2 separate regions of the Mus musculus genome follow, and region 2 is linked to region 1. A link is a loop called in an ENCODE intact Hi-C map of the cell type or tissue named here. Cell type or tissue: heart. All regions are shown on one strand. Each heading gives the region's core, and the rest is flanking DNA. Links, peaks and the distances in the headings are about the cores only. Region 1 has its middle 38 kb from the start of Gm17745. Region 2 overlaps Elk3 (ELK3, member of ETS oncogene family).

Region 1 (16,251 bases), core at 3,463-11,462:
TAAAGATGCCCTAGCAACTTACAGGGTTTCCTTATGGAGCTCAGGCTGACCTTGCACTTGTAATCCTCCTGCCTCAGCTTCCTGAGTTCTGGATTACAGGCATGTGCCACCATGCCTGTCTTTGTTTACTTATTTCCACAGTGTTTTCATAATCAAAAAAATGTATCCTTTTATGTTTCAGTAATATTGGTTAACTCATATCCAGCATCAACATGTACCTGGTACCATTTTTATCAATTTTATATGTATTAAGGCACTTACTTATCTGTAAGCTACTCTAATTTCTATTCTTCACATACCACAGCACTGAGGAACAGTAGCGTACCTCATTCCCAGTAGAGTTTTAATAATATCAGCAAAACAAAAAGATGAACAAAAAATTAAAGTAATTGGGGCTAGAGAAATGGCTCAACGGTGAGGGACCCTTGTTCTTACAGAGGAGCTGGGTTCAGTTCCCAGCACCTACAGGGCATCTCCCTGCCTTCTGTAACTCCAGCTCCAGGGGTTCTGACACACTGTGTTGGCCTCCACTGCCTACAAGCCATACACATACACACATTCAGGCAAACACTCGTACATATAAAATAAGAATAAGCAAATCTTTATTGAAGACTGTAATCCTAACACTCAGCTATAATCACTGTTAACATCTGGTGGGAATGGACATCTATAAATCAGATATGGGTGAGGGAGAGCAAATATCAGCATAGTTAGGGGTATGCTCGATGTTGTTTTAGTTTTAAATTAAAAAAAAATTTTAAATGTTAGTTTAAAAATTAAAAATTTTAGATTACATTTTAAATTTTTAATTAAAAAAATTAAAAATTAAAATGAATCTCAACTTTGTTTTAGTTTATTTTTTCATCACTGGCAGGAACAACCTAGAAGAAGATTTATTTTTGCTCTCAGTTTCATGGGAGATGCAGCTGGGGCTCCATCAGTGCCACTGGCAACTTGGCCAAGCAGAACTCCTTGTTTCCTAATCCTCTGAAGTGAACAGGTCACACTGGGTCACCTTAGCATCTCCCCTTATTATACCTCTTTCCTGATCTGGAAACTTGCAAGCCCAGACTCTTTGACTTGGCATAGGATGCTGCGGCCCGTTGTCTTAAACTCCTGTCTCATCACCTTCCCACTTTGATGCTGTCTCTATGACTTATAAACTGTGGAACGCTCTAGTATCACTTAGCCCTGTTTCCCCTCAGGACCCTCATCTGTCTCAGAAGGATAACAACCACAGTGATGTCACTTGATTCTCACTCGGACGTAGTCATCAGAGACCAATCAATGCTCAGGACATTAAAAAAAAAAAAAGTTTTCCCACAAGGCCAGATGGTAGATACCTTTGACTCATCGGGTCACAGCCTCTTTCTAAGATGACCAACAGCTAGAATCTGAATGTTTGTGTCTCCCAAAAAAGTGTCTAGCCCTAGTCCCCAAGATGATAGTATTGAGAGGGGGACAGGATGTTTGGACACATGAGTGGAACCCTTATAAGAGGGATCCCAGAGAGCTGTAACCTATTCCACATTGCAATTACACAGTGAGATTACATCATAGGTATGAATCTAAAAGCTCTTACCAAGCACCTAATACAGGTGCTTTGAACATCCCAGCTTCGAGAAATGTGAGAAGTAACTCCCTATTGTGTATAGGCCACTCAAATTATGGTCCAGCAGCTCCAAGGGACGAGATAGGCAGCCACAGACAACACAAAAAAGAATGAATATAACTGGTCCACCAGTGAGATTTTATTTATGGTCACAGAAATTTGCATTTCAAGTCATTTACATGTGTCATGAAATCTTTCAATCTTTTTTTGGGGGGGGCAAGGATTTAAAAGTATAAAAAACCTTTCTTAGTTCACGGAGAGTCGGTTACAAACACAGGTGCTGGACTAGGTCTGGTAAACAAGCTAAAGTTTGCTACTCCTGGTTTCGAACACCACCGGGCACACAGGAAGAGCTTTACAAGTCTAAGAGAAGCGGTTACAAGAAAGGGGAGGGACCAGGACCTGGGATGTGACAAGGAGGTGGGAGTGGGACAGATGTGTCAAACAGAAGATGGGCTAAGGACCCACCATCCTCTGAGCATCTCTCTCCCTTGTGGGGAGCGGGTGTGGCGGCAGTCCCAAAGGCGCCAGAGACTGCAGCTAAGTCATATGACTTGCACCTGACTTCCTCATATAAGACACGAACATCTTGAGTGCTGCGCAGGTGTACCAGGATTCAGGTGAATCCAATTTGGTGGAGATTTGCCCCTGCTGCCCTGATTAGCTGAAGCTGCGTGCCTGGTGAGGTGGCGTGGCCTGCTGTGCGTGGATGGGAACTGAGAGTATATAAGAGTGAGAGGCCCGGGTTAGAGGGAGGATTATTATTCGAGAGAGGATTGTTATTATAGGGAGATATAAACAAGGGAGATATAAACAGGGGAGATATAAACAAGGGAGATATATAGAGAAAGAAGAAATAGGACTGAATAAACGTGTGCAGAAGGATCCTGCTGTGGCGTCGTTCTTGCTGGCGAGTTGGGGGCGCGCTCGACAGTTGGTGCCGAAACCCGGGACAAGAAACATCTTCAGGCAAGAGCGAAGACCCCCTGCTACAGGGAGGATTCAGAACTGCATCACGGGGAAGGAGCAGTTAATAAAGGTTCCCGTAAAACAGACTGTTGAGAAGGATCTGGTGTGGATTCAGAACTCTTCAGCTGGGGAACGGTACTGATGAAGAGAAAGAAGAAAGATGAAGACTGAATAAACTGCTGTTAGAAGGACTGGTGGTCGCGTCGTTCTTGCTGGTCGAGAGCAGGCGCGACAATTGGTGGCCCGTACGGGGAACCGACTCCCCCACCGAGTTCAGAACTTTCAGCAGTCAGTGGTTGCCGGCAGGGTAAGTTCACGGTGAGTGAAACTTGTGACCCCAGGAGTTTGGGAAGGACCTCGGATAAAATAGAGGTGAGCATAAAGTTGCCAGGAAGCAGGCACAAGGTAACGAAAGGTTCCTGGTTTTGGGATAAGTTAAGGTTCCTGGTTTGGGGACAAGTTAAGGAACTATGATAACCTCAGTGTAGTGATCAATAGATCCTCGCTGTGTAGTTATGCTTTTTTCTCCCATTGACCCTTTGTGGGTAGGTCTGATAGTTTTGGTCTTGTTTGTTCTGATATATGGACTCTGTTACTGTTTGAAACTGTGTGTAGAGGCAGTCAAGACAGGTCAGAAAATCCTTATAGAGCAACAAGAAAGTATGTCGGAAGAGGAGAAGGGCTTAAAAAGAAAAAGAAAAAGAAAAAGAAAGGAGACACAGTGTTATCAGGTGGTCAAAAAGGACAAAATAAAAGAGCCGAGGTGGAGGAGGAAGGCAAATTAGCTTTTGTGCCGCCTCCCTATGCCTCCTCAGCAGCCACCTGTAGGTGGACCTTCTGTCCGGATATTTGGAGAGGATCGACCAGATCAGGTGTTGACGTGGGCGAGAGGGTCTGTTTGTGTGTTTCCACAGGATTAGACGGAACCTCTTTGGGTGCCGGAGAGATTGGTGAGACGCTGCAAGAATGAGGCTCCTGATCCAGTTGCCCCTGTGGATGTGGTGGATGATCCCACAAGCACAAAGGATGGAGCCAAGATGAGAGATCCTTTCGGTATTCCAGAAGCCGATACCAGCTCGACATGACATTCAAATTTTTCCACGCTTTTTGATCCCTGAATTCCCCTTAAAGAGATAGCCCCTCTGGCTATCTATCCCTTGCTTCAGAGAAGATGAGCGGGGATGAGAGCCCTGGGATGTATGCTTGTTATAGTGTGTGTGTGTGTTGTGTGTTTGGCACATGTGTTAGGTGCAGAGTGTGCAGGCCCGCACTTTTGCCATGGTAGCGTAGGCTTTTGCTGCAGTGGAGGCGGGACAATCTCCTCAGATTCGGTTTGCCGCTCTAAAAGAAATTATGCTGCGTTATGCCGTGGGGTGCGAGGCTAAGCACTGCACAGAGGATAGCTTGCTGTTGGCATCCTGTGGAAGGTATGTCTGATTGCATGAAGGTTCAGTGTCCTAGTTCCCTTCCCCCAGGAAAAACGACACGGGAGCTGGCCAAGACCTCTCTGGGTGATGAGCCTAAGGGATGGTTTTGTGTAGGGCCCCTATGCTTGCACACTGGGGATCAGACCTCTACCTTCACCCATGAGGCTTGCTTGCAGCAATTAAGATCTGGCCATAAGTTAATTAACATCCTGGCCTTTTGATGCACCTGCCACAAGCAAAACACAATCTCCCCAGGAGTGGCTTGGCATGATAGAGAGGTAGTCAGTGATAAGACTCCCTGGGCATGTCACCAACCTAAGACAGGGATCAAACCAATGCTGTTTGTCTCCCAAGGACGGGTAAGGGGCATGGTTTCGAGGGGCTATCTACAGACATTCTCTCTGCCAAAAAAGAAAAAAGGGGGAATTGTGGGGAGCGGGTGTGGCGGCAGTCCCAAAGGCGCCAGAGACTGCAGCTAAGTCATATGACTTGCACCTGACTTCCTCATATAAGACACAAACATCTTGAGTGCTGCGCAGGTGTACCAGGATTCAGGTGAATCCAATTTGGTGGAGATTTGCCCCTGCTGCCCTGATTAGCTGAAGCTGCGTGCCTGGTGAGGTGGCGTGGCCTGCTGTGCGTGGATGGGAACTGAGAGTATATAAGAGTGAGAGGCCCGGGTTAGAGGGAGGATTATTATTCGAGAGAGGATTGTTATTATAGGGAGATATAAACAAGGGAGATATAAACAGGGGAGATATAAACAAGGGAGATATATAGAGAAAGAAGAAATAGGACTGAATAAACGTGTGCAGAAGGATCCTGCTGTGGCGTCGTTCTTGCTGGCGAGTTGGGGGCGCGCTCGACACTCCCTGAGGTCGTTGGCTGGCTTATACCCTTCATTTGCTCATGGGGTTGAGTAGAGCTCAGAGGGGTTCAGTAGCATGCTCAGACGGCACTGCACAGCTTATCTACGGCACAGCAGGGACGTGAACCTGCTCTTTAGAGGACATAAAAAGACTGTACTTTTCCCACGGCCACCATTCACATATTTCAGGAAGCTTACGTGAAAGATGCTACGTCAGTGGAAGAAACCATTTACCTTTGACCTTGTCAAGTGAACAGTCTAGTGGGAAAGCAGATATTCCTCTGAGCAATTCTAACTGAGGGAGACACCTCCTACTGCCAGAACCCCTGTGAGGAGCCCTGGGTTTACAATCCTAGCCCGTATTTGGGAAATCTGGGGAAGTGATGTCTAAACTGAGACTGAAAATGGAGAAGGAAGGGCCCAGGAAAGCAGGAAACAGAAGGATCGCACTAACCCACAATTTTGCCTGTGTAACCAAGTGGCCAGCTTAGCGCCCCAATATTTCTGAAGCTGGTTGTGTTCCTGGTGGCCTCTGATAACAACCCCATGGTGCCCTTGGCTCCCTACCATCTCTTGTCCTGAGTTGCCTTTGTATTTCTGTCCCCCCCCCCCCGCTCCCTGGAGACAGAATTCAGTCCGATCTCTGTTTTTATCATCACACCCTTGAAGTTACTCTATTCGTTGGGGAATGTTGACTCCGATTTTGGTGGAGGGAGGGGTCCTTTCTGGAGTTGGGTTTCCTGTCCCTCCAGGCTCTCTACTTCCTTCCTGGAGCTGCAAACAGATCCTTCCTTTGTCTTGTGGGACGTGTCCTGCCCACCTCTGTGGAGAGGATGAAACCCTATTTGTCATATTAGACAGTGCTGCCTTTCCAAGAGAAGCTGTGAACATTCTCTCTACGCATCAAGCCTTTCTTTGTATCCTCCTTTATAGATGAGAAAACAGAGTTGTTCACCCAAGTGATGCTGTTGGGAGTGACAGGCAGGTCAGTCTAAATCCCAGCTCCCTTTGCTCAGCTACTGTGCTCTGTTTTCCACCGAGATGGAGGACTGCCCGGGAGGGAGACCCGAAGAAAGAAGTCAAAAGTCCCCAGTGGCTGGGTCCACATAAGAGAATCAACTTCAAAAGAAGTATTCATTTCTGATTACCTCCCCGCCATCTGAAGGTGAATGCTTCATACACCTTCTTCCAGAGTGAGAGAGGTAGACAAGATTGGCTGTGTTCACATCTGACCCCCACCACCACCCTAGACACCACCAAATACACAAGGGTCCTCCATGAGAGAAATGTAGGTGACCCAAAAGGCCACAGTTACTGTGCTTAGCTTAGTAAGAGAGTTGGCACCCCCGTAGGGTCAACTAGAGTAGAGGGCCCAGGCGTGGGGGGTCTGCCCACTGCTTGACCTGAGACAATTCTGGGAGACAGCAGTGAACAGACTCTTAGGAGAGAAGAGGAGAAGGAATCAGGAAATGATAAAGGAAGACCTGTTCCACGTTGGGGAAAAAAAAGGGGGGGGGGCAATGTTTGAGCCAAAGTGAATTTTGGTCACTGAAGCTAGAAGCTAGACAAGTTCATATGGGCCTAGGTCTCAGCTTGGCTCTTTGGAGCGCTTGCTTCCAAGTCAGGGACCTTCATTAAATGACAAGGAAGTCAGTGTCTCTAGCTATAAACAAAGCCTTGTTTCCTGAGTCCAGAATGCCCAGGGAGAGCCATTATCGCTCTGGTGTTGCGAATTCTGACCCTCCTCCACGGCTGAGTGTATGATCTCTTCTGCTGACCTGCTGACACGAACCTAGAGGAAAGCAAAGAACAGGAGGAGCCCCGCCTTTAGGAAGTTCTGAGCCCAGAGCAGCAAAACCGGGCTTCCTCTCCCCTTCACTCTCAGATCTCAAAGGTCACTGTGGTCTGGCAAGCCCTGCCCCCGCCCCGTCGAGGCCTGGTTCAGCTCAGCTCCTCTTACCTCACACCCTACCAGCCAGCAGCCCCCCAAGTTGAGACACAGCCACCTCTCTAGCCCACCTGTCCCCTGGTTGGACTTTCGGACATCTGCTCTTAAGACACAAAGGAAACCAAAACCCAAGGTCACAGTGGCAGATGCTGCCAGGCCTCAGGAAGTATGCTTCTGGTCCAGGGGACAGCCCTGGGCAGCCCTGGAAAGAGGAAATCCTCTTTGGCATCCAAAACAAAGATTGTGTAGACCAGTGTTGTCCCTAACGACCAGCCATCTGTAAGCTGTGACAGCCTCCGATTAGTCCCAGCTTCTAGGTGTGCTGGAAAGAATGCACAGGGGTGGTAATGGATGGTAATGAAAGGTTACAGGTCTGGATGACTAAATGGCACCAGTGTGAGGTCCAGGAATCCCAATTAGCAAGGCTCCTATAGAAACAGATGGAGCCGAAAGGTGTATTGGCTCTTCAGTGTGAGCAGATCTGTGGGCCCAGGCCAAGACACTACTGAATCACATGTCTAGGATCTTAATGTTTCCCTACCACAGATGAAGACTTGGGACTATAAACTCTAAACCTAGCATCTGGGTTCGGTGCACCTCCCCTACTACCCCTGACCCCCCACAGTATCCAAATTCTAAAACTCTGTGCATTTTGTCTTTTATATAGTTGGTAACTAATTACCATATCCCAAGAATAGTCACATCAATTGGTGACAAGTTTGGAAATGTGACAAGTCCCCCCCCCCTTTTTAAAGTGGAATCAGCCCGCTAATTGCACAGGCTATACAAAAGGCAAAGTGTCTAATTTCTCACCTCTGGGGCTGTCAGATCCCTGCTCTATTCTGCTGGAGGCTTAATTCATGCTGTCAGGGTTACCATGGAAGATTGTATATGCAACTCTAATTTGAGTGCTGTGGGTTCCACACTTTCTCATCCTAATGGCTCCTGATCAGGGTCAAATTTGCTCCTGCAAAGACATCTGGTGATACACATGGAGACAATTCCAGTTGCTGCCATTTGGAGAGGGGACATGCTCCTGATATCTATCTATCCAGCAGGTAGAGACCCGAGCATCTCTATGCAAAGATTCAGCCAGCCCGGAGGATGCTAGTGTTGAGATTGGGAACTCTAGACTAGACTGAGAGCTGAACCAAGAAAAGAAAGGCCAGTCAGTGAGCTGTGGAGAAAGGCCAGGAAGGTCTGTGAGAGGCAGCTGCTCTCAGGGGCCAGCAGTGTCAGGAAGAAACCCAGATTTTCATGAGCAAACAGAGTTTGCCAGATTTAATTAGCTCCCCGATGGATAAACCCGTCAACTCCAAAGGCACTACCAGAAGCCCGGACTTACCCAGTTTCTGACAAAACCTCCTATGTTCATCAGTTCAGAAAAGCTCCTGACTTATCACCTTGTACCCCTGATGGTCCAAATGAAGCTTTGAATTTCGGGAACGTCTTGGAACATCCAATAACAGTGTTGGAAGGGTTACCGATCATCTTCACAAACTATTATAACTAGTTATGGATTGGCACCTCTTACATATACACAATGTAAGTGTGTGTGTGTGTGTGTATGTGTGCATCTGCATGTTCTTTGTTTTTGAGGTAGGGTGTCACTATGTAGCCCAGGCTAGTCCCAATTAATGCACTGGGTGACATCCCAAACCAGGGATTCCAGGGCCCAATTTCACAGCTTCAAGCTTCGTTCTGATATTATTAGTTGAGTGACCTTTTGGGAATTCTTCTTGATTCCTCAGTTTCCCTGTGTGTGAAATGGAGACAACAATACGAACCCTAAGTGAGGCCTGTTCTGAGAATCAAATGGAGGATCATGGGAATTGCTGAGGTCAGCATCTGCGCACAGTAGGGGCCTTGATAGCTGTCACTGAAAAGCAAATCAAAATGAGCAAATCTAGCAAATGCAGTCAAAAATTAAAATAAAAAACGTGAAGTTGTTCACTCTGACGGGGTACCATAAGCACATAAGCCATAAACACACCTTCCAGGACCCCACAGGAAACCTCTCTAAGTAGCACAAGACTCACAAAAATTGACTTCAGAGCTTAATAAATACAACAAGGATTTCATACCTGCTACTCCATTTAAGGAAACATTGCTTTTATTTTTTTTTAAAGGCAGCCCTTTAAAATAATAATAATTTTTGCACACCTGGGAAATTAGAAAACTCACAAAGTTACTTTGCAAGGCACACTCATGTCTTCTAAGCTTGCTGGGGCTTTTGAGAAGACAGGGGAGGAGATAGGGGCGGTCACAATGATGCTCACATCCTGAGCCACAGCCCTTACTCCAACCCAGAACCCTGGCAACTCCATGCAGTCAGTGGTTCATATTGGCTTCAACCCAAGATTACAACGGCTGGGGATTTGGGGGTCCAGTAAGTTTTCAAAACACTGCCATTTGAACAGCTATATAATTGTCTTTATGATTTTTGAGAACCCCCAAGATTCATTATCAGAAAGCTTATTTTCTTTTGATTAGGTCTCACTGTGGACCCTAGGCTGACTTCTAACTCATAAGCTCTCTGCTTTAACCTCCCACGGCTGGGACGGCAGGTGTATGCTGCTGCCATCAGTTGTTAATAGACATCATTTATTACTGTATATTAGTTACACAAAATGATGAATTTCACTATACTTTCCTATGTATATACATTTAAAATATGCTTTGATCAGAGTCGTCCATCAGTGCTCTCCCCCACGTCTTTTTCCGCTAAAGCTCACAGTGTGGAACTCCTTATAAGATAGGTGCAATGAGGTTGGCCTGTGGATCACACTACTGAGACTGAGACAAACTCAAGTCTAGGACTAGGAAGGGACCTCCTCACACTCACGTGGTTGCAAACCGAGAGGCAGCCCGTTGTCTCTGCAGTGAGGGGAAGGTGGACCAAGAGCACAGCCATGGCTGCTGAGCAGCCCTCTGTGAGCTGGAGAAGAAGCCCCTTGATCATTTGATACGATGCTGAATTCTCATCCATTCCTTAGCCTTTTGTTCCAAGGAACAAGGTGGGTAATGCAAGGAGCCAGAGGGCCAGAAAATGGCTCAGTGGTTAAGAATACTTGCTGCTCTTACAGAGGACCTGGGTTTAATTCCCATCACCCACATAAGATGGCTCACCATAGCCTATACCTCTACTTCCTAAGCATCTGTCATCCTCCTTTGGACTCGGGTGGTACCTGCGAGCATATGGTGGGCATACAGACAAGCAGACACACACGCATACATGTAAAATAAACAGCTTCTTCTTAATGTACTCAAAAGGCAAGTTTTCTCAAATTGATTCGCTACTAGTATCACAACCCTGAGAATATACTAAAACCCACTGAACTGCTATAGGTGAAGTGTACATCATACAAGTAATATCCTAATAAAGCTATTATATGAAGAGAAGACAGAGAAAGAAGGAAAAGGGGGGTGGAGAGAAAGGAGAGGGGGAAGGGAGAGGCAAGACATGACTAAAGCACAGGGCTGTCCTGGGCAATATCATCAGATGCTGAAGCAGCAATGTGGGTATGGATACCCTTGTAGGCCAGGAGGATGTGACTTTCACATTCATGGTGGGTTCTACGCAAATGGGTGATGTGGTCTGATTATTAAAGCAATTTTGTCTTGCCTATAGACTGACTAGGGGACAAGGGGCAATTCTCCACTAGAAAACTCCATTTTTCCAGAAGGTTCTGGTAAGAGGTTGGATGGAGAGCAGTGAGGACTACCCGTCCACGTGAAGCCTCACCCCTCAGCCTGGGTCCCATCCTCTCCTCCTCAATGCTCGCCAGCTTCTAAACTAAGGGAAGAGCTGAAAGAGTTAGCCAAGGACGACACCAGATGGATATCCAGCCCGTTTTCGTCGCTTGATTTGGAAATGGGTCAACTTGTACTGAAGTGGTCACTTAGCAGGTAAGGCAATTACCTCCTTTGTGAGTTCAAGGGCATAAGTTCAAGGCCCAGATCCCACTGAAACAAAAGCCAGACATGATGGTGTGGGCTAGTGTAATCCCAGCACAGAGATGGGTAGGTCTATGGGGCTTGCTGGCCAGCCAGTCTAATTTACTTAGTGAGCTCCTGGCCAGTGAGAAACCCTACCTCAAAAAGAAGGTAAATGGTACCTGAAGAATTCTACCTAAAGTTGTCTTTGGCGCACACACTCAAACACACACACACACACACACACACACACACACACACACACACACACACAAACACACAAAACCAGACAACTCTACCTTATTCACTTCCTCAGTTTTTATGACACAAGACAATTAGGAAGGATGCTTATCTTATAAGAGTGATACCTGAGTCCTTTGGTGGTAGCCAAGTTGCTGCAGTAGAGAAATCTACATGAAGATTAACGTGTAAAAGAAGCCAGTTGGCAGAGAAAGATCCCACCTAGGCCACAGCCAAAGAATAGAGCACGGAGAGATAGCTGTGATATTCAAATGTGGGACAAACAAGTACTAGGTAGATGATCTACAAAGAGTCCCGAGTCTCATGGCTTTTGAGCCACTTCTTCAGTTCACAGGCTTACTCCCTTCCTAGGACCCCCTTTCCCTTCCTTAATAGCCACCTCTTTTTCCATGCCTATCCATGTGTCTGCGCCTTGTTCGAGTACCTTGGGACCCAGGTACTCTGTGACACTTAGGCAGCAGTTCAACTTCCCAGACCCCTGCTTCTGCCACAAATGTGACCAGAGCCCACCCGAGCCAGCTTTTGAAGCCAGAAAGGCCAAAAGTGAAAAATGATTTTCTCTGTGACTTCTTAGTCACTTTAGTCACACAGGAAGTAAGCATGCAGATTTATGAAAGCTGCCGGAGGGAAGTGTGAGCGGCTCCCTCCCATCTTAAGGATTAGTCACTCCCTTTAGGGGCCCGGTCCCTATGAAGCTCGCCAAAAGGGCCACTCAACATGACCAGTCCATCTTCGTTTAAAAGTCCAACCAAGATGTGTCCTCCTCACTGGTATAGGTATCAACTCTATTCTGGGGAAAAATATCCTGAGTCTTGTAGCCCATCCAATTTTGGAGACCCTTTAAGGGGAAGAGTAAAGATTGCATGCTTGGGTAGGAAATAAGTATTCATGGAATGTAAAAATGCTGACTAATACCAAGGGCACCACCAAATCCATTAAAATAACACAATGTTTTATTTGCTAATTAGTTACCTGACACCCCTGCCCCATTCCCCATCCTGTAGGCTGTTTCCCTTGCAGCTGTGACTGGAATCTCCTCCTCTGAATGACATCCATGTGATCACCTGATCATTTGAGGATGGGGACAGGAAGGTAATCTGACTTCCCCCTTGTATGTTTTCTTTCTGTTAACGCTGGCTGTTCAGAGGAGTCTCTTCGTGCTTTAGAACCCTTCCCTGGAAATGTTTCTTCAGTAGCACCCAGTACAGCTTCTTGCTTAGCATCTTGACAGCAGCTGGACCACTTGGTCAGCTCTATGTCTCTGCCAGGCTTAAGGTGGCTAAAGAACCGGGTGGTCACTGTGTCTGAGAAGAGAGCACAGCAGCTTCACATTGAGATCTTTCCTTGAAGGGTCAAAGGCCACAATAAAATGTTCCAGAAGGCACCAGCCCAAGCAGGCAATGGAGGTCAGGTTTTTTACAAATTTGGTAGGAGCCACCCAGGATTGGTGCCTCCCTGATGCCCCACAATGAAGGGGTCTCTTAGAGTTTTAGAACAAGCTTGAACTAAAGAAGGGGCCAAGACCAATTTAACTCCATGTATTTCTCAAAATTCCACCTCCTCAAGACCCATCACTGAAAATCCTGCCGGATGAAGAAAGTCTATTTAAGGAGAGATATTTTTACCCTCCTCTAGCCTATCAGATGCTCGAGACAATGGAACTCAAGAAATTTGAATTTTCCTAGGACTCTCACGCTAGGAGCCGGAAAAGGCTGGATCTTGGTGCAGCCTGGTGAGGAGTTTGTTTCCAGGAAGAGATTTGACATGGTTCAGACAACTTGTCGGAATACCTTGTGGGAAGAAATGATGAGTGACAAGGACGGGTGGGACCTTGACCTAGATTGCTTATCTATTTATGAACGACTCTTGCCCTCTATTTAAGCCTAAACCTTCAGGACACTGAAGATTGGGGTAGGGAGAGGGTGAAGGAGCAGGATTGTGGGTGGGGAATGGGGCTGCACCTCTCTGTTTCTCTTTCCAATGTGGCCACATGGAATACATCGTTCTCTGCTTTTCAATGAGTGGTTGGGCCTAGCTCATGAAGACTGCCAGGGGCCCAAGTTTTGACCCTACCTGCCCTGATAGCATCACCATGAGCTAGGATGACGATAGCTGTCTGAGAGGAGGAGAATCACAAGCAATCACAGCCATGTCCTTGATTCCCAAAGAGAAGCCAGAGCAGACGGCTCCATTGAGAAAATGAAATCCACCGCTGCGTGGAGGATTTTACTTTTCCTACCCAAACTTCCTCTGGAAACCAAGCACAGAAATGTAATGCTATATATGTTTGCTAGTTTGCTTGGGTCAACTTGACCCAAGTTATGGTCTTCTGGGAACATGGAACCTTAACTGAGAAGATGCTTCTGTAAGATTGGCCGCGGTAGGCAAGTCTATAGATATGTAGGGGTATTGTCTTGACCTATGTGAGGACCCAGCTCACTGTGGTCCTGGTCTGTGTGAAGCTAAGCAAGCCATGGGAAGTGAACCAGTTACTCAGACTGCTGCTCACTGCTGTGAGACTCCAAATGACTTAGCAGATGATGTGGATGTCTAGAATGACCCGAGTAGCCCCCGTTCCTCAGCATCACCACCAGCTCCTAAAAGGAAACCATGTAATTGCAGTAGCTAATGCATATTCAGTGTCTGGGGGGGCCATGTACTAATGCCTGGTTTTTAGTCCCTTACCTGTATGGTCTCTTGGGGTTCTCACAACATCTGCTAAGGGAAGGACCGTTGCTACCTTCCTGACCATATGAGGGAGGCATCTGGATGATACCTGGTTATTCTGCAGGTCTGTCTTTCCCCAGAGCTCGTGTTGTTTAGCCCCATGCTAGAGGATCATGAGACACATCTAAACCAAAAGTTATAGTGTCCAAAGGGTTACTCTCTAAATAAGACTGCCCTACACAGTGAAAGCATAAACACTCCAAGGCTGACATGGTGGCTTTACAAGAGAAACCCAAGTTTTCTGGCATCCTGAGTCTTCTCGCCATCCTCAGCAAAGCTCTACCTTATGGTTGAAGATTGCTGCTCAGGCCCTGCTCTCCTGCCTGAATTCTAGCCCTGGAGAAGGAAAGAAGAAAGAAGCAGTTGCTATCCTTTGTCTTTAAGGTCATGGCCTGGATTCGACATATATCACTTGTAATCTCTTTGGCTAACATCCCTTCAGTCAAAACTCATTCCTCGATTACTCAAGGCATAAGAAGGCTTGGAAGCAGAGTCTTGGAGCTGGCTGAGGATCAGGGTCTATATCATCAAAGAAAGATGTGGGGGTTTGGGTTTGGGGGACAAGCAAACTTACTGCCTCGGTGACAAGCCTGGGTGAAGGGATCAAGTGTGGATGGAAGTTTCCCTTGATAAGACTTGGTTATTTCCAATGTGTACCATTTCATATGAAGATCTGTGATTTTTTTTTAACCAACTGTCTGTACCTTGAGAAACTCTGAGACATTAGTGAATACTGCTGCCCAGAAAGAACATTCAGACATGAGCAATTATTTTCATAAAGAAACAAAACAGTCTATGGTGAGGCCAATCTACTTCCGTTCCCTCTTGGGCTGTGACTATACAAAGGTTAAAGCACCTGCACAGTTCAGTCCACAACAGTGCAAGGGCCTGGTGCTCCTTCAGCCTAGGACATGGCTTCCAATAGATTTGGTCTTTCTCCATCTACAAGTCAGTAAATTAGCTTAGACAGAGGACTGACCGACTTCTGTACAAGGCTAAGATCTCATTTCCTTTTCCAACACCCCACCCCAATGCCCTGTTCAAACTCACATGTTTGCCTTCAAATTGAGAGAACACACACACACATACACACACACACACACACACACACACACACACACACACACACACACACACACACACAGTCCAATGCATATCCAAAGCCCGAGGCCATTTCCTCTCCTTGATTGCTCTGATCTGAATGACAGGTTAAGATGACATGGCATGCATGCTGGTATCCATTCACTCATAAAATGAGCTGTTAAACAGAATGGTCAATACAAGGCCTACTTGGTGGCCCACAGGCAAAATATAATTGATAGGTTCATGGCCATGCTCCATGGAGAAAAACGGATCCTATAAAATTACAGGCATTGTCAACACAACCCCAAAGCCACCAGACAATCTAATAAACGAAGAGATGAAAATCTATCAAATGGGTTAGTTAGAAAACTCACTTATGAAGACCACACTGCAAAGCAACAGATTCCTCCATTTCCAGCTTATTAGCCAGGCCATGGGAAGGCATCAGCAAGAGCAATTATAAAATAGGGGTCTGGTGGTGAGAAGTCACCATATCCTCTCCCCTGTCTGTGGCCAGAGCAATTTTTGGTGTTTTTTTTTTTTTTTTCCAAATCTGTGGCAATCTCAGCCCATTTCCTATAATTTGCTCCTCCATGAAGATGAAAGAAATCTGGCCATTTTTCTTCTCCTGTTAAGCACACTATGTCATCTTTTTTTCCCCATGTTAAATGACCCAAGTCCCCCGTGGCTGTTTTTCAGAATGTCTTATTTTTAAGCTATCAGTATGGCTTTCCTATGGATTTCATTATAATAATAATGAAATAATAATAATGTAAAATTCCATACTGGGTTATTTAATAGAGTTTTGCTCAGCTTGAGGAAAGCTAAAAGATCCCATCTCAGTCTTCAGCCTTGTCTAGTCTTGCCCACAGGCTGGGATTAAATGTTCCCTTTGGCCCTCCACCCTTCAGTCTTACCAGTTTTTCTTCTATAAAGATTTCATTCTGACTTTTGGAAAACTACTTCTCTGTTGGGTTTTTAGGGTATCACTTCCTTTGCCGATTTATTAACACGTCCTCTAAGCCCAGCTACCTCTGTGAACAACAGATATATCCCAGCCCCAGGTCAAGATTGCTGACAGCCCTAAACCAATACCTGAGCCACTAACCAGCATTTTGCTGACTGCTTCAGAGCCAGAAGTACTCCACACATGATGGCCCAGCGTATTGATCTATACTACAGAAAGTATGGCAAGGATCCAGCTTTGGTTCATGTCAGGACTTCTAGGCTTGGAACTGATAAAATGAAATCTGACAACCTACAAAGGCCAGGAGAGGGCATCAGAGCCCCTGAAACTGGAGGTAGGTGTGGTTGTTATACACCACGTGAACGGGTGCTAGAGACCAAAATCTGGTCCTTTGTAAGAGCAGCCAGTGCTCTTAACCGCCAAGCCATCTCTCCAACCCCAGTCTTACAGTCC
Region 2 (16,251 bases), core at 4,799-12,798, 79 kb after region 1:
GAAATGTGCTAAGAATGTTTGCTGCCGCCTTAGGAACAAATGTGGCCGTTTAAATTCCCTTTGGATCTCACTTGTACCTGGGTTGAATTAGGAGGACCCCAAGGAGAACTGTGCCACCTGACCAGCTTCCCTGGTTTTCCCCTGAGCTTTGGGACAGAGCCACAACCTTCTGCACTTTCATTCTTGGGGGCCCAGTGACTGATGTGAGTTGGACCCTGCATACTGTTGATGTGGCCAGCCACGTCAACATGTGGTCCTTTCCTCCAGGGTTTACTGAGCCCCCTGCCACTGGGCATCCTCCTGAGAATCTGTTCTTCAGAGGATCACAATCAACAGCCATCCTTTATTAATTGTTACTCATTTTTGCTGCTTTTTAGTATACAGAGTAGTTGGTTTCACCATATCGTATTCCTGCACAGGGACCACTGTAATGTTATCACCTTCCCCTTTCCTGCCTTCCTTCATCCTCTTCACCATTAGCTGGTCCTCCCCCTAATAATTCCTCTTCTGCTTTCTTTTCTCTCTCTCCCTCTGATTAAGATCCTGCTTATGAAAGAAAACATGATATCTTGCCTGTCTCTCCATTATCTTCCCTTCCCTCCTCCTCTTTCCTTAGCTTTCTTTCAGTTCACCTGTCACAGCTGGGGAAGGGTATGCTGGCCCCAGCCTTCCCCTGGCCTCCTGAGCTTCTCCAGAAGTTTTCTTTCCAGGTTTTCTCATTACCCAAATTCTGACTCTTTGTATCCAGAGGCTAGACAGTTTTCGGTATGTATTTCTGGAGACTGGCTACTTTTCCTAATTGCCCTCTACTAACTCTTTTCCCAAACTCCAAGACCAAGGATATATGATAATACATTGTCCAGACCCAAGACCCAGGTCGCTTCCCAGCCTGAGGGATATTTGTATATGTGTGTGTGTGGCATGATACCTTCAACATCTGTGATGCTCATCCCACCCGGGGCTTGCTCTGGGTCCACATCTGGTTTTTTCATCCTTGTGTCCACCCATCACTGTGTACAACACCCATCAGTGGGTGAATTAGAAACAAAAGAAAGGGAAGAAGGCTTATCTGCAGAGCCTGGGCTGGCTAAAGGGCCACGTTGTGCATAAACCCAGCCCTTTACTAGAAAGTGCCCCCGCTGAATTACTAACAGGCAGGCCTCCTGGTTAGATGGCTGTGTCACTTGCCATAGTTTTCATTTAGACTTCCAAGAAGAGTGTATGCTCAGAAATCGGGTTTGTTTGTTAGTATTGAGGCAAACTTGGCTTTGCTGTTCAGATCAGTGTTAGACCGAGAATGGCTGGCTAACGGCTTGAAAGACTTTCCTGTGGAGCGCTTTCTTGTCAGAATTGATCAGTTCTAAAGCCACTGTAGTCCTCTCCGGAAGATTCCAGTTGACAAGCTTCTCCCAGTTGCCCTGGATAATCCATTTGGGGTCCTGCATGTTCCTTGGTTTGAAAATCTTTCTTTCCCTGGAACAGCTGCGTAAGCAGTGTTTGTAACCTTTTGAAATCAATGATGTTTCTGCTGGAGTTTAGAATAATGAAAGAGATGGGCTAAAGACCAGCTTTGGGGTCTTTTGTTTGTTTGGTTTTGTTTTTGACAGAGCAAGACTAGTTATATTAACTAGTTTCACCTGAGTTTTGCCAAAGAGCTCTTTGCTGAGGCCAGTCTGGTTTAACCAGAGTGTCTGACCAAGCAGCTAAACATCTCGCTTAAACCATGATCTTAGGAAAAAAAGTGAACAATATAACAAAACAAGTCTCAAGATTGACCCCAGGGCCGGCTCCCTAGTAGATGTGTGGATTGACCCGGAGACTGCACTGCCCACATCTGTAGCTTGTCATCTTCTAAATGTAAAAGTGTAAATGGTGTCATGGACAATCAGAGTATTCACCCAAGGAATACTGTAAGCAAAAAAAAAAAAAAAAAAAAAAAAAAAGAAAAAAAGAAAAAGAAAAAGGTGGGGTGGGGGCAGTGTGTTGATGTCGGATGACTATCTAACACTTAAAGTAATGCCATGCTTGTAGGCTTCACTGAACCAGGACTGGAGTGTACCCTTGTTATCTCCTCATCAGAGTTCGGAAGATTTGACTTTTGAGGCTGAAATATAAGCACTATGTATTGGGATTTAGTTTTAGAAATGAAGGAGCTAGGAGTGGAAGGGGAGTTTCGGGGCTGTGCATGTGTGCTTGCTTAGGTTGACAGTGGCTGCTGGAGAGAGCGTCTGGGCAGGATGTGACCTTAGAAAAAGTGACCAACCAAAAGCAACATCTCCTACACAGGTGAGCGAGCCTGCCTGGGTGGGATTTGAGCCTTCCTTCTGTACCTAGGGTGGTGCCTGAGGGAATGTTGTTTACGGAGTGAAGTTTCTCCACCCGGAAGAACCATTGTTTCAATATAGGAAATCAGGCGAGAGCCTGGATTTACTCTGTCATTTTCAGGAAAGGAGAAAGCTTAGACTCCCAATAATGCCCTGGAGTCCCATGACGAGCATGTAAAGGAAGCACCCGGACAGTGGAGTGTGAGCACGTGGGCTCCCTTAGTTTCCTTGTGTGATCATGGACTTGAACTCTTAGAATCCAGAATTCAGGAGCATTGATAAGGAAGTTATTTCTGCCAGCGCGCATCTCTGTTCTCCAAGCTTCACCTTCAGAGGCCCTTTAGACCGGAGGCCATTAGATTCCCTCTGTCTCTGTCTGTCTGTCCCTCCCTAACCCCTCTGTTTTCCTCCTCTTATCTCTTTAAAAAATGTCTTTTAGAACTGTGCCCGCAAATGCTCCTAGGTAGGAGTGCATGGTCACACCTGCACTGCATGTCCAGTGCCTTAGAGATGGTCTTGGGCAGACACCATCTTTGATGGCTGAGGCAAAGGCAATGGCCAGGCAGCCACTTGGTATCCCTAGGTCTTGCTGAGTTCACTTTATCCACCACTTTAGTTTTCCTGAACTTTGGATACGTGCATAAATAGAGTAATGCACATAATACTGAAATTGCCTTAAAGTTAGTTATTTTAATCAAATTATATACACACACACACACAACCAAGATGCTGGAATTAGGAACCAAATAGGGTGATACAAGTGTCCTGTGGTTCCTAGAAGGTTGAGAGTTGGGATAGTAAAGTCAGCTGGGAAAATGCCTGCCTAGCCACATGAAGCCCTGGGTTCTATTTCTAGCACCACATTAACTAGGCATGGTAGCTCAGGTCTATAATCCCAGCGCTCTGAAAGTGAAGGCAGGAAGATCAGATGTTCAAAATCATCCTGGGCTGAATAGTTACTCCAAGATCAGCCTGTGCTACAATGAGACCCTATCTTAAAAAGAACAATGTAGCAAGATGATAGCAGCAGCAGCAGCAGCAGCAATAAAAACAACAAAATATTAGATTTAGCATTTTGTCCTTAAAGAGCAAAAATTGTCCTGGGGGTATGGCTCAATAGTTAAAGTGCTTGACTTGCAACCAAGAAAACCTGATTTGATCCCTAGGTCCCACATAAAAACATTGGGCGTGGTTGCACTTGCTTGTAATCTTAGTGCAGGGGAGGCAGAGACAGGCCAGTCCCTGGGGCTCTCTGACCAGACAGTCCTCAGTCCAGAAAGTGGATGCCATTCCTAAGAATGACCTGAGGTTGCCCCCTGGCCTCTGGCACATGTGTGCATGTGTGTTCACGAATACTCTCAGACACAGACACACACAGATACACGCACACACAGACACTTTAAGAACTTTTTGTAGAAGATTATAAATTTGCTATGGGATTAGACTATCTCACTTTATTTTTTTTAAAGGATTATTTTCTTGAGGAAAGAGGAAATATAATCTAAATCCAGAACGTGGCTGCTATTTTTATAGCTGATATATTCATGCTGTAAAAAAAAAACAGCATCCAGTTGTGTGTGGTATTTCAGAAAGGACCAACTCCGTGGATGGCAGATGCCTGCATGTGAGTTCAAGGAGGTGAAACCACGTGGGGATGAGGACCCATGTTTGACCCTGGCGTCATCTCTTCCGTCCGGTGCTTTGGATGGAGTGAGTGGCTGGGCCGCTGGAAGCAGTTTCCAGGACACCGTTCTCTTAATGAATTTGGATGATTGATTTTTGAAAGGTTTTAAGAATAAGACACTGGAGGGGGCTTCGGTTTTGAAACCACACACTGTGTATTTTGCAACAGTCTTCTTAGAAATAAATACCAGTGTCTATCTGCCAGGCAGTGGTGGGCGCACGCCTTTGATCCCAGCACTCAGGAGGCAGAGGCAGGTGGATCTCTGAGTTAGAGGCTAACCTGGTCTATAGGACAAGTGCCAGGGCAGCCAGGGTTACACAGAGAAGCCCTGTCTTGAAAGAAAACAAAAAGCCAACCAAACAAAACAGCATCTTCCAAGAATACCAAGTTATTTTAAACCTGTCCCACTAACTGTACTAAGTCACTTACTGTTGCTTCTTCATGTGTGGTTTTAGATAAAAGGTCATGAAGAATTGAGTGGCCTCTGGCTTACTTTTACCTCAGTGCCACTGGGTTTTTACTGCTGGAAGAAATTCTCTGCATGAGAAACGATTGCTGGGTCACATCTGGCGAGACGTGATGTCCATGCCAGAACGTGCAAGAGGAACTCGTGCATGTGGGTCAGGGAAGCGGATGGGGCCGGTTGCCACCTTCCCGACTTCAGATGCAACCAACCCTCCACACATGTCCACCACATGAGCAGGCATTGACACACTGAAGACTCTAGCTGCACTGCCAAAGAGCATCCGCAGAACAGACTGAGGTACGAGCATCCGTACCTGGAATGTGCACTTCCTAAACTCTGAGAGAGCTTTGCTTTGAGCATGGTACTAGAGCTGAATGATCAGTGCGCCTCAGAGTGCGCAGGCACCTCAGAGTGCGCAGGCACCTCAGAGTGCGCAGGCACCTCAGAGTGCGCAGGCACCCAGCTCCTGGTACAGATAACCACTCTGTGAGGGGCTCTCTGTGCTTCTCAAAAATCCAAACACAATGTCTCCAGCCACCTCCTGTTCACAAACACCAGTAGCATGTAACTATGTTATATGAGAGAACTGTCTTAAGCCACAGCAGAGACTAGCTAATGTCAGCTCTACCTGCCTTCAGTCTAGACACTGGTGAGTGTTTTACTTTAGCAAAAGCAAAAGAATAATAATACTGCAAGCCCCCTGGAGCTACTGGAAAATATCGGCAGTTCTGAGGTGCTATTTAAAACCATTTTCATCTTATTCATATACTTGTAGACAGAGACAAGAATTGCCAGCTGATTTCTTTTTCTGTACCTCTTTACCTAGGTACCATTAAGAACCAAGAGCTTTAAAATAGTTGCAGTGGAGTTAGTCCCAGGAGGAAGGTTGCTATTCTAGGAGAGCTGTGTTTGTCTGAGATGGACTTCTGGTTATTCTATGATGGTGGTGGTGGTGATGGTGATGGTTGTGGTATGGTGTGTGTGTGCCTGTGTGCCTGTGTATATGCATGAGAGGGGGTGATGGGTAGAGAGACACCTGACCATTGAGAAATTGCCTTGACTTCTATGGAGTAGACAAGAAAGTTCTAAGCTTCCCTGGTAGACATGGCCTTTCCCCTTTGCCAGGGCTTCTGTGGAGGGATCTGGAAGGATGTGGTCAAGGATTCTGGCCTATTCCATTCCCTAGGAAACTGTAGACTAATGCATCACCAGCTTGAGAGGCAGATCCCCGTGAAAAGCCGTACTTTGGTGACGATAGTTAACAACATGGAGATGTTCATATGGAGACTGGTTCCAGGAGCAAGGAGAGGGCATATAACTGTCTCCGGGAATCTCTAACTGTACGTGTTAGAGGTGGCCAGACCGGGTGCATCTTGCCAGGAGAAGAGGAAGGCACTCAGATGGTTGGGTACCTACCCCTCTCTCTCTGTCTCTCAGGAAATGCCTGACGGTCTCTGCATCAGAGCTAGGACACTCAGCACAGCTGTGCAGACTTCCCATGCCCAGAATCTCCCGAGGTCCTTTAAAAAGGAAGGGCTGGTGCAGAGGCGACTCATACCCAACCACACCTGGGACCCCTTCCTTCCTAGGCTTGCACCGTGTTTCCTGACCCTGCTCAGCCTGTGTCAGGAAAAAGGAGAAAGAGGGGGCAGATGAACAGGGAGAGATCACTTGTAAGCAGGGTGCCATCCGTGGAAAGGAACAGCAGTGGGACTGAGTGACTGGACTTTTAGCTGGAGTAGCTGACGTGACCAGTTTTTCTAAGTGTTTCAGTTTGCACACACACCCCTGCCCCCCCCCACCTCCCCCCACTCCTCCCCTCCTCCACACCCCATGTTTCCACTGGGTGGTGCTGTAAGAATTCCTACCTTTTTGCCTCAGGAGTTTCCCCTTCCCAGAAAGTCGCCTCTGCAACATAATAGAAGGAAGTCCTGATTTAGAAAGGTTTCACAGTTTCATCGACACAATGAGAGAGCTGGAGGATGCTCTGGCAGGAAGCGCCCCAGTTGCTGGATGTGGAAAAACCACCATCATTGTGTGTCCTGCAGAAGTGTTCTCAGCGTGCTCGGGGCTTGTGGGTTTTTTTTTTTTTTTTTACTTCTACCAGTTGCCTCTTTAGCACAAAGAGTGTTCAAGTTTATCTGAAAGATTCCAGTTTTCTGTCTCTTAGAAGGAAGATTGCTTTGATTTTTTTTTCTTCTCGTAAAACCATCTTCAAGTATCAAAGTGAATAAACCATTCCTAATCTTAAATCAAGCATAGATGTTCCAGTGTTTCTCCCCGAATTCACAAGATTGAATTTACTAACATTATAAGCTAGAACATTTGGGGGAAAGGTCTGCCAATCCAGCCAAGGTCTCTGAAATACACGGATAGAATGCTGTGGGAAGGAGTGCTCACTGCTCTCTACGGAAGCTCAGCTCAAAGACCGCTGGCAAGATTTGAGTAAGATAAATTGTCTGTGTCTGTGTGATGGAAAGTCACCAAGGATGCTCTGGGTGCCAGGTCCCTTCCAGGGGCTGCCACACACAGGTCAGAAACTCCCAGGCTGCTGCTCTCCCCAGAAGGAACAATTCTCAGGAATCATTTCTGAGTACTATGCAAACGTCCATGGGGGGTCCGGTGGGGGATAGGTTTCCACTTCCGTCTTCAGGTTCCATAATCCTTGCGTCCACACGTCAAATAAAAGGACCAGTCCCTCCATGTCTGAGTTCTGGAATTCACAGAGGCTTATGTGCTGAGTTTTCCATTAAGAGCCAACCTCAAGCTAGGCCTGGTGACACAGGCCTGAAATCCCAGCTACTCAGAAGGCTGTGACAGGTACAAACTTGAACCTTGCAAGTTCAAGGTCAACTCAGAGTCTGTAGAGAATTCAGGATCAGCCTGCACCTTACTCAGATTTTGACTCAAAAATTTAAAAAGTGAACAGAGCTATCAACAGTTGTTGGTCCAGTGCGACTCCTAGATTCAATACCCCATTAAACAACAACAACAACAAAAATCCTCTTGGGTGAAACTGGCATGTCTGTCTTTCTCTCTGTCTCTCTATCCCTCGCCATCAATAATCAATCTGTCTGTCTGTCTATTTCTACCTCTGTTCACTGAGGGAACTGGCCAAAAGAAATGTGGCAAAATGTCTTGTACTAATTTAATTTAATTTTAGTTTTTGAGATAGGATCTCTGTGTAGCATAGGCTGTCCCAGAACTCACTCTGTAGACCAGGCTGGAACTCACTGAGATCTGCCTGCCTCTACTTCCATGTGCCAGTAGGCCCAGCTCAGATTGAGCAAACAGAACCCAGTCCAAGTGCCTGGAGTCACAGAGTGGTAAGGTCAGAAATCAAGGACACTTCCTGACTTGATCCTGCTGAGAATGTCACTTTGTCTTTTGGCTAACTCCCGTCTTGGCCACAGAGAGGTGTAGGAAGCAGGCTTCTATTCCAGCGGCTGTCAGCCTCCCTAACGCTGCGACCCTTTAATACAGCTCCTCATGTTGCAGCCACCAGCAACCACAAGATCATTTTTGTTGCTACTTCCTAGTGCTTTTGCTACCGTTAAGAATCATAATGTAAATATTTGTGTTTTTTGATGGTCTTAGGTGACCCCTTGTTAAAGAGGCTGTGGCCCACATGTTGAGAATTGCCATGCCAGCGTGACAATGTACAGTGTGATTAGGGACCTGGACTTGAGAGCAGATATTCCTGAGAGCAGATATATTGGGGGTCTGTCTGTTCTGATTACTGGGTCCACACATATTTGTCTTCATGTTTTTAAGGCACGGCTTCACAGTGGCTGAGGATGGCCGAGAGTGTAAACTTGACATGCATACTCAATGCAATAAACTCAATGATGCATGAATGACCACTGAATATTAGCATTTAAAGGGAAGGCTGCTATAGGGGTGAAAGTTTGGGGTTTAGCCTTTTTCTGGAGAAGCCCCTGAAATCTCAGCATTGGCAGAGGTGGAGAATGTAGAGAGGGGTTTCTCAGACTAGGACTCTTTTTCTTTTAAAACGATTTATTTACTTTTATTTTATGTACATTGGTGTTTTGCCTGCTTATATGCCAGTGTGAGGGTGTCAGATCAGTTGGAACTGGAGTTAGAGACAGGTGTGAGCTGCCATTGTGGGTACTGGGAATTGAACCCGGATCTTCTGCCAGAGCAGCCAGTGCTCTTAACTGCTGAGCCATCTCTGCAGCACCCCAGACCTGGAATCTTGTTTTGGAACTTAGAGATTTCCTGTAGAGCTTTACAAACCCTATTGATGTGATATGTTCCAACATACACATGTTTATATCTATATAAATAGACATATACAGAATATTTTCCCCCAAGGAGTCCCCAAAATGGTCCATGGGTCCAATACACAAGGAAGATCCTTCCCTGTGGTTGGGGTGATGTGTGTACTCACATTTTTAGATGTGTGATTATATGTCTTAGGTGGAATATATGAGCTTGTTGCTGTTTAACAGTTTTGAGCCATAAGAACAGTAATTTCATGCCCTTCCACCTAGTAGGTCCTGATGCTGTGAGGAACCGTGACTTGGACCAGCCTTCCGATGAGGCTGGCTATTTGATGAGGTGGATATTCACAGCCCCCTTTCCTGTTAGGCATCAAAGCCTGGCAAGGTAAAATTCATCAGGCAGCCTGTAAATCTCTTTACCCAGAATGACTTGGGTTGTGTCTGGTGTTAGGAAATCATCTTGAATTTTCACTGGAGGCTTGATTGGATTCATGGGATCGATTGCTTGGGAGAAGCCCAAATCCAAGGGGGCCTTCTAAGCCACAAGCCCATGGGTGTTCTTTCAGAGAGCAGCCCGGCCGGCCGTCGTGTCAAGGGTTAAAATAGAACTGACACACAGACCGAATGAAACCAGAGCTGCAGTTACAAAGTGGGACAGATGTGGGAGGGCCAGGTTTCCTGTGGCCCATTTTCCAGTTTCCTGCCTGCAACCTGCAGAAGAAGAGGAAGCTCAGCGCTAGCAAAGTCTGAGAACCCTCGGATGGGGGCTGTGCCGCCAGCCAGAAATAAGAGTCGCGGGGAGAGCCTGGACAATAAAAACAATCGCATAGAAAGTAAATGGCCAGGTTCTCTTCCAGAAATGTCTGGAAAGGAATGGCCCTTCTGTTTAAAGAAAAACACGCCCCACATCTCTGGGGCGGGGGTGGGATGGGGGTGGGGCGGCTGTACCCACCATGCAAGAACCTCTGTGCTTTATGGCTCTACAGCTCGACTCGGCTTTCAAGACATGGTCGGTTTTCTTAGAACCGTTGGTTACCTGGAGTGATTTTTCCACCCAAGCACTGTGGTTTTCTACCCCATCTCCTGGATTTATGGATACACAGAGAGGTAGCCGTAGACAGCCCAGGGGCTGCTGCCTCTGTTGGGAAATCTAAGCGACTAGTTGGTTTCTTTCTTCACTCTTCGCTCTAGCTTCACATTGTGGTCTGATGTTTTCAAATAACAAAGACAATGGAGGTGTGTGCGTTGAAGATTCCTTGCGTTCTTTTTTTTTGTGTGTCGGGCTACCTAGAGAGCTGAAGGGAATGGTGCACAGAGAGCTCAGAGGGTCAGAAGATACTGGAAAAGGTGGATAATGCTATTTTTCCCCCAAGAGAGCGACTGTAAAATGTCTGGGATCTTTAGCTTTTGTTAACCATCCATAAAGCCAAAATACTTCAATCCCACCAGAAAGAATTTAAGATTAAAAAAAAAATGGTAGCTTTATACACTTGTTTAGTGAGTGTTTGTTTTCCCATCACGTGCTGTGTTGGAATCGCAGGGGATGCTAATGAGATGCTGGCTAAGAATTCCTAGCACGTTTGTGCAAGCCTTGTTTCCTAGAAGGCAATATTATAAGGTACTCGCGTGAGCTTTGCTGCAGCCAGATAGCAAGCAGGATAGTATTCTGAGCTTTCCCCGGGCTATCCCAATTAGAGTTGACTAGCATCTTGGAGGTACACAGAAGGTGTGTGCTTCTGGGACGCCAGATATTTATTTATCTTCTAGGTGGCTCACCTTTTCTCCAGGCCCAGAAAGTACAACTTGTACCTTGAGGAAGTTCTGGGACGTTGCCACGTTAGAGATCAAAGAGGACCCATGAGAGGCTGTCTAGAGAGCTCTGAAAAGATAGGATAAGATAGGGCTGGGTTGTGCCCTGCTGGGGTGGGGTGGGAAATGGATGAATTTGCGGATGTTGGAGGAAGTAGAATGACCCATGGACGCCATCTCAATGGAGGCAATGTAGCCATCCACTTAGTTTTCCAAAGAAAACACCCTTGTACGTGAGCCACCAGCAAGCCAGTCAAGTTGCTTTTGATTTACCCACAGATGACAAAGTTCCAGGAGAGCTGGGCAGTTTGTATACACAGTTGCAATTCTGTTCTGGCTGAGCGGCCATCAGGTCAGTAATTTCTCCCAAAAAGTTCTCTCCTCAGATGGAAGATTCAGTTTTAAAACGTGGCAAAGTGTCTTGCATGGTCTTAGAGGATAAATCGCTAGGTTGAGCAGTGCCCACTTCTCTTTGCTGTTCCTCTGTTTCTTTTAAAAGACAGGAACAAGCTGTAGATTGTCTACAGAAGAAAGGAAAGCACGGACATTGGTTACCCCACGAGAAGAACTTTGAGGAACATGGACCCTTGGAAGGATGTCATACCTTTGTTTTTCACTTGTGACAGCTGGCAATGACTAAAATGCTTCCTGAAAATAAATTGTAATAGTCTTAGGCTCATCTCAGAAAAAAAAAATGCACCAGAGGTTCTCAACCTGGGAGTCATGACCCCTTTGGGGGTTGAATGACCCTTTCCAGAAGGCCGTCAGAAAACACACGTATTTATATTACCATTCGCAACAGTAGCAAAATGACAGTTATGAAGTAGCAACAAAGTAATTTTATGGATGGGTGTCAGCACCGACATGAGGAACTGTTGCAGCATTAGGAAGGCTGAGAACCAACCACTGCCCAAGACAAAGACTTCAGAGTTTGTTGGTGTTGTGTGTTCATGTACTTCGCAAATTACCCTTGCATGCCTAAAAGTTGCCCGTCCTGGGGTCTGGCAGACCCTAGATGTATTCCTGTTCCTTGGTTTCAGTGGGTTTGTGGATAGCAGTGAACCTTTCCTCATTGGACAAAGAGCTGCAACCCGGAGAAATGTCAGCAAGAGCTTGGTTTTGGTTTTTTCTCCCCCCACCCCCCTCCATTTCTGGATCCACACACATCTTAAGAAAAAGACAGCATGCTATCTGAGTGTCTCCTTTGTGTGTCCTTCACACAGGAATATCCCTTGTTTTCAGACAGCAGGTGTGATAGCTCACACCTTTAATCCCAGCACTCAGAAGGCAGAGGCAGGTGGACCTCAGTGAGTTCCCAGTCATCCCCCATCTACATAGGGTGTGCCAGGACAGCTAGGGCTACATAGTGAGACCCTGTCACAGATCAAAGCAGGAAGAAAGAAAATCAGAAGGTCCTTTTACCTGCTTAACTGCCACCTCTGTGAAATCCCAGAAGCAAAGCTGATAACGTGCAAAGAGAAGCATCAGGTGTGGTTCAGTAGGAAAAAAAAGGAGGAGGGGGAGGAGAAAAGTAGAAGAAAAGAAGGAGAAGGAGGAGGAGGAGGAGGAGGAGGAGGAAGAGGAAGAGGAAGAGGAAGAGGAAGAGGAAGAGGAAGAGGAAGAGGAAGAGGAAGAAGAAGAAGAAGAAGAAGAAGAAGAAGAAGAAGAAGAAGAAGAAGAAGAAGAAGAAGAAGAAGAAGAAGAAGAAGAAGAAGAAGAAGAAGGTGGTGGTGGTGGTGAAGTTTTGGATTTCTAAGAAGCAGTTCAAATCTCTGGCTCTGGATTATGAGTCTGCAGCCAACTCAGAGGACATCTGGCGCCACCTCGTGGCAGATGGAAGGTAACATGTCCTCCACGTTAGGAAGGAAACAGAGGGGAGGATGCCAGGGAGACGGAACCTCTGGAAGTCCAAAGACCGCTTCTCAAGCAGGCAATCTCCTGGCTGCAAAAGCAGCCAGTCTGTTCCATCTTTTACTTTGTGGTTCTGTCCTAAGGTGGGTTTTTTTTTTCACACGAAGATTAGGAAGAACAACAACAACAACAACAACAAAAAATCTCAGGTTTACATTTGTAAAGAGCTGAGTGTTGAAAACACAGAGTGAAGATACTCACTTGGAGTATACAAAAAATGTCTCTTCCTCATAGTACCAGTGGCCCCCTTGCACTTCTTTCCTCTGTCTGTTGCCCTAACCAGCCAGCTTGGGTTATGTCATCCACAGACAGACTTGTTAGTCTAGATCCTCCTCCGCCCAGTGCAACAGTTCTCATCTACTTGATTCCCTGGCCTTTTCCTGGAACACAAGTTCCATGGGAGCAACGGCATGGCCAGGGGCAGCATGGCCAGCAGGGGTCGCTCTCTGCTGACCCGCCCAAGTTGGAGGCCTCTGGAATTATTGTCTTATGCTAGCCGGGAAGGATAGGTGCTGTGCTGCCTGTAAGGATATCAGACAACAGTCCTAACAATGTACACAGTTACATTCCAAGTCACCTTGTAAGCCGACAAGCACACTGTGGCTCAACGTTCACCTGGATGTCGTTGACTGTATTGAAGCCATTGATTGCCTAAAGACAAAGCCCACAGTCCATACAGTATCTGAATGATGCTTTTGAGCTGGGGGGGTGGGGGGGAGGCCATCTGATGTCACAGCAGCATCTGTGAAGAGCTTTCCTTGTTTAAGAAGTAAAGGCAGCTAGTGTTTTAAGTAGTACTTGCTTTGTCCCGGATAGTTTATTAGCGACCTTGTAATATTCAATAGTAACCCTGCAAGGCAGGGATCTGTATCCTCTATACCACCACCATCACTTTACCTGTGAGGACATACGTGTAGAGAAAGGTGAATGACACCCCTAAAACCCTACAGGCAGGCAGGGCAGGGCAGACGCTCAGAGATGAACACAAAGATGCTCAAGTATCTTCTCACCTGCCGAGTAGCCTTCTGGGTATGCACGGGCACTCCTTAGAGGTGTGGAAAAGAACCCTGCCCTAGTCAAGCCAGCAGTGTCTAGGACCTGGGGACACTGGTCGGTGGTTTTATGCTGATTTTTATGGAAGCTAATTTACAGCTTTGTTTCTTATAGAGGACTGGCTGTGAACTAATTCTTGTCCATAGATACCCAGTCGCGTCTACAATGCTTCTTTGTTTCTCTCCCACTCTTTCTTTCTTTTTTTTTTGTCTTCATTTATCTGTTTCACTATTCCTCATCTGTAAATGCCCCATTATTCAGATTTTTTTTTTTTTGAGACAGGGTTTCTCTGTGTAGCCCTGGCTGTCCTGGAACTCACTCTGTAGCTCAGGCTGGCCTTAAACTCAGAAATCAGCCTGCCTCTGCCTCCCAAGTGCTGGGATTAAAGGCATGCGTGACCACTGCCCGGCTATTATTCAGATTTTGATGCCATTATAAAATCTACCTAGTTCCTTTGTCTTAATAGACGAAGTGAGTAGACAGTAGACTTAATAGACAGTAGTGAGCAGGAGAATATCTTTGACCTGCATTCATTGTAGATCCATCTGGCAACTGTGATTTTTAACCTTGTTTGAAAATTCCATTTTTAAACAAAGACATTTCTTCATTTTCGCTGTCTCAGCAAGGTCTTCTCCGACCCCTGTACCCCTGCCCAAGCCCACAAGTACATCCTGCTCCTTGCCCAGCTTCAGTGACTTTCCATAACACCCGTCTTCCAATACACTGTAACTTAATTCATCACGCGTTTTGTTGTTCACAGCCTGTCTCTTCCACTGACATGTGAGCTCAATACGGACATAAGCCCTTTTGTTTACTGATGCTAGACAGCATCTTGGCATAAGATAGATATGAGAGAGAGAGAGAGAGAGAGAGAGAGTAGAGGTTGATGTTTCCAGTTGGTTATAGTATAATATATAGCATAATATATAATACTATAGTATATATTATATACATCTTATTTAAAAGAACCTACATTGATATACTCAGTATCATAGCTTTTATTTTTCCCTTTTAATACATTTATTTATTCTTGCTCTGTGTGTGTGTATGTGTGTGTGTGTGCACGCGCACACACGCACATGCACATGCACGCTGCATGGGAATATATCTTATGACATACATGTGAAGGTCAGAGGGCCATTTGTTGGGAGTTGATTATCTTCTTTCCCTATGTGGATCTTGGGACTAGAACTCAGGATGCCAGGCTATTGAGAAAAGTGCCTTTATCTGCCTCGCTGTCTTGCTGGCCCTGTCTTGTTTTGTTTTGTGAGATGTGAACAGGTTTCGGCAAACATCATCTGCTACGCGTGAAGCTAGCTGTTAATTTGAATTGACTGGGAGAGGATTGGCTTTTGCTATTGAATCTCATACCATCCTGAGCCTTTTGTACCCAGCTTTGCCTTTTATGAGGAAGGAAGACGACAGTAAAAAGTGTAATAAAGAAAGATAGGCTGTCAACACGGCTGGTCTATCAGTCTGCTTCCTGCCTCTTTAAAGGGGGGTTTTTCAGATCTGATGAGCCATTTTATTTTATTTTAATCATTTAATTGACATGGTAATTGTATGTATTTATGAGGTGTGATGTGATGTTTTGATACTTGTTTTCTGTGTACAAGCAAATCAACAACATTAGTACATTCGGTACGTAAACATTCACAGTCCCTGTATGATGAGACTTAACCTGGTAAGACAGTCTAGCAGACAGTGTGCTTGCAGGCAAGCCTGGAGACCCGAGTTTTATCCCTGAGAACCAACTACATGTAGCTTTCCTCTGCCTTCCATTCGTGTGCGTTTATGCTATGATGTGCATATGCCCCTCCCCTCATAATTTTTTTAAGGGATGGCATTAAAATACCTGATAAAACCCCACATATTCAAAACAAGAGCTAGGCAGGGCAAGAGAAGCATATTCTAATTAGCAAACAAACAAAACCAGAGTATGTCGTGTGTTCTCTTTAATATGTGGATGCTTTAAAAAAGTGACTTCGTAGTCAATACTAGGGGCTGGGAGGTGGGAGGGCTGGGTGAAGGGGGATTCGACAGCAGAAGCCAATGTATACAGCTGGAGGAGCAAGTTCTGTTTTAGGGACCTATACTTCACAATAGTCTATTGTTTATCTTAGGAAGATCTGCAAGACAGAAGTCTGAGGCTCCAAAAATAAAGAGAGTAAAGAAGAAGCCATCATCCTGATTTGATGGGTGCCCCTTTGTGCATGTTGACACATCCTCAACCAACAAAACCCAAAAAACCCAAAGCGGAGTGGGGAAGAACATTTAAAAGCCCAGACTACCAGGGAATGGATGTGGGTGCATTTGTCACATTTCTAGCATTGCGCTCAAGAGTTCTAGTCCTTGGAAGCTAGCAGGTCTGGGCATCCAGCCAGATGAATGTCAGCTGATGACACATTGTAACTTAAAGCCGGCTCTGATACCAGGACATTGTATCTATGCGGTGTTACAATATGATACAGTCTCATGGATACACTGTATCCATATAAACACTTGCTGGGATGACAGAGCCCACAGCCTGTCCAAGTTGCAAGGCTTTTGTGAATTCTTCCTCCTGGTAAGTCCCATAGTAAACTGAGTCAAGTACAGCAGTCACGGTTCTTAGAACACCCCCCACCCCCCAGGTACACGAGTCATTGCTCTTTCTGGACAGTCTAAATGACAGGTATTGACAGGTATTGGGGATGGAGGTGGGGTGACATGCTGGATGGTTGCATATGAGAACAACTGCAAGTTACAAAATTTGATGTG

The links. Peaks named below come from ENCODE experiments on the same cell type or tissue, not always from the same donor. Only the 100,000 strongest peaks of a DNase experiment are listed, where the experiment ranks them.
Region 2: it touches region 1 in a loop (11-fold over the local background); 14 of 42 quality-filtered maps call a loop at or near these places.

Annotation. Positions count from the first base shown.
Region 1 is chr10:93,365,928-93,382,178 of GRCm38, reverse strand. No RefSeq gene overlaps it. Among named protein-coding and RNA genes, the nearest start is that of Gm17745, 38 kb to the right of the region's middle. In heart, for the core only: no CTCF peak of the experiment used is centred there; DNase peaks (open chromatin) are centred at 5,638, 6,208, 6,678 and 7,008; H3K27ac peaks cover 1,940 bases.
Region 2 is chr10:93,288,158-93,304,408 of GRCm38, reverse strand. The region is part of intron 1 of Elk3 (ELK3, member of ETS oncogene family); the gene reads left to right. Gm32551 (a long non-coding RNA gene) reads right to left here. Exons shown (of 2, transcript XR_871953.3): 2 at 14,944-16,251. Among named protein-coding and RNA genes, the nearest start is that of Gm32551, 11 kb to the right of the region's middle. In heart, for the core only: CTCF peaks have their summits at 6,328, 12,345 (motif pointing left) and 12,669; DNase peaks (open chromatin) are centred at 6,408, 9,488, 10,588 and 12,358; H3K27ac peaks cover 2,553 bases.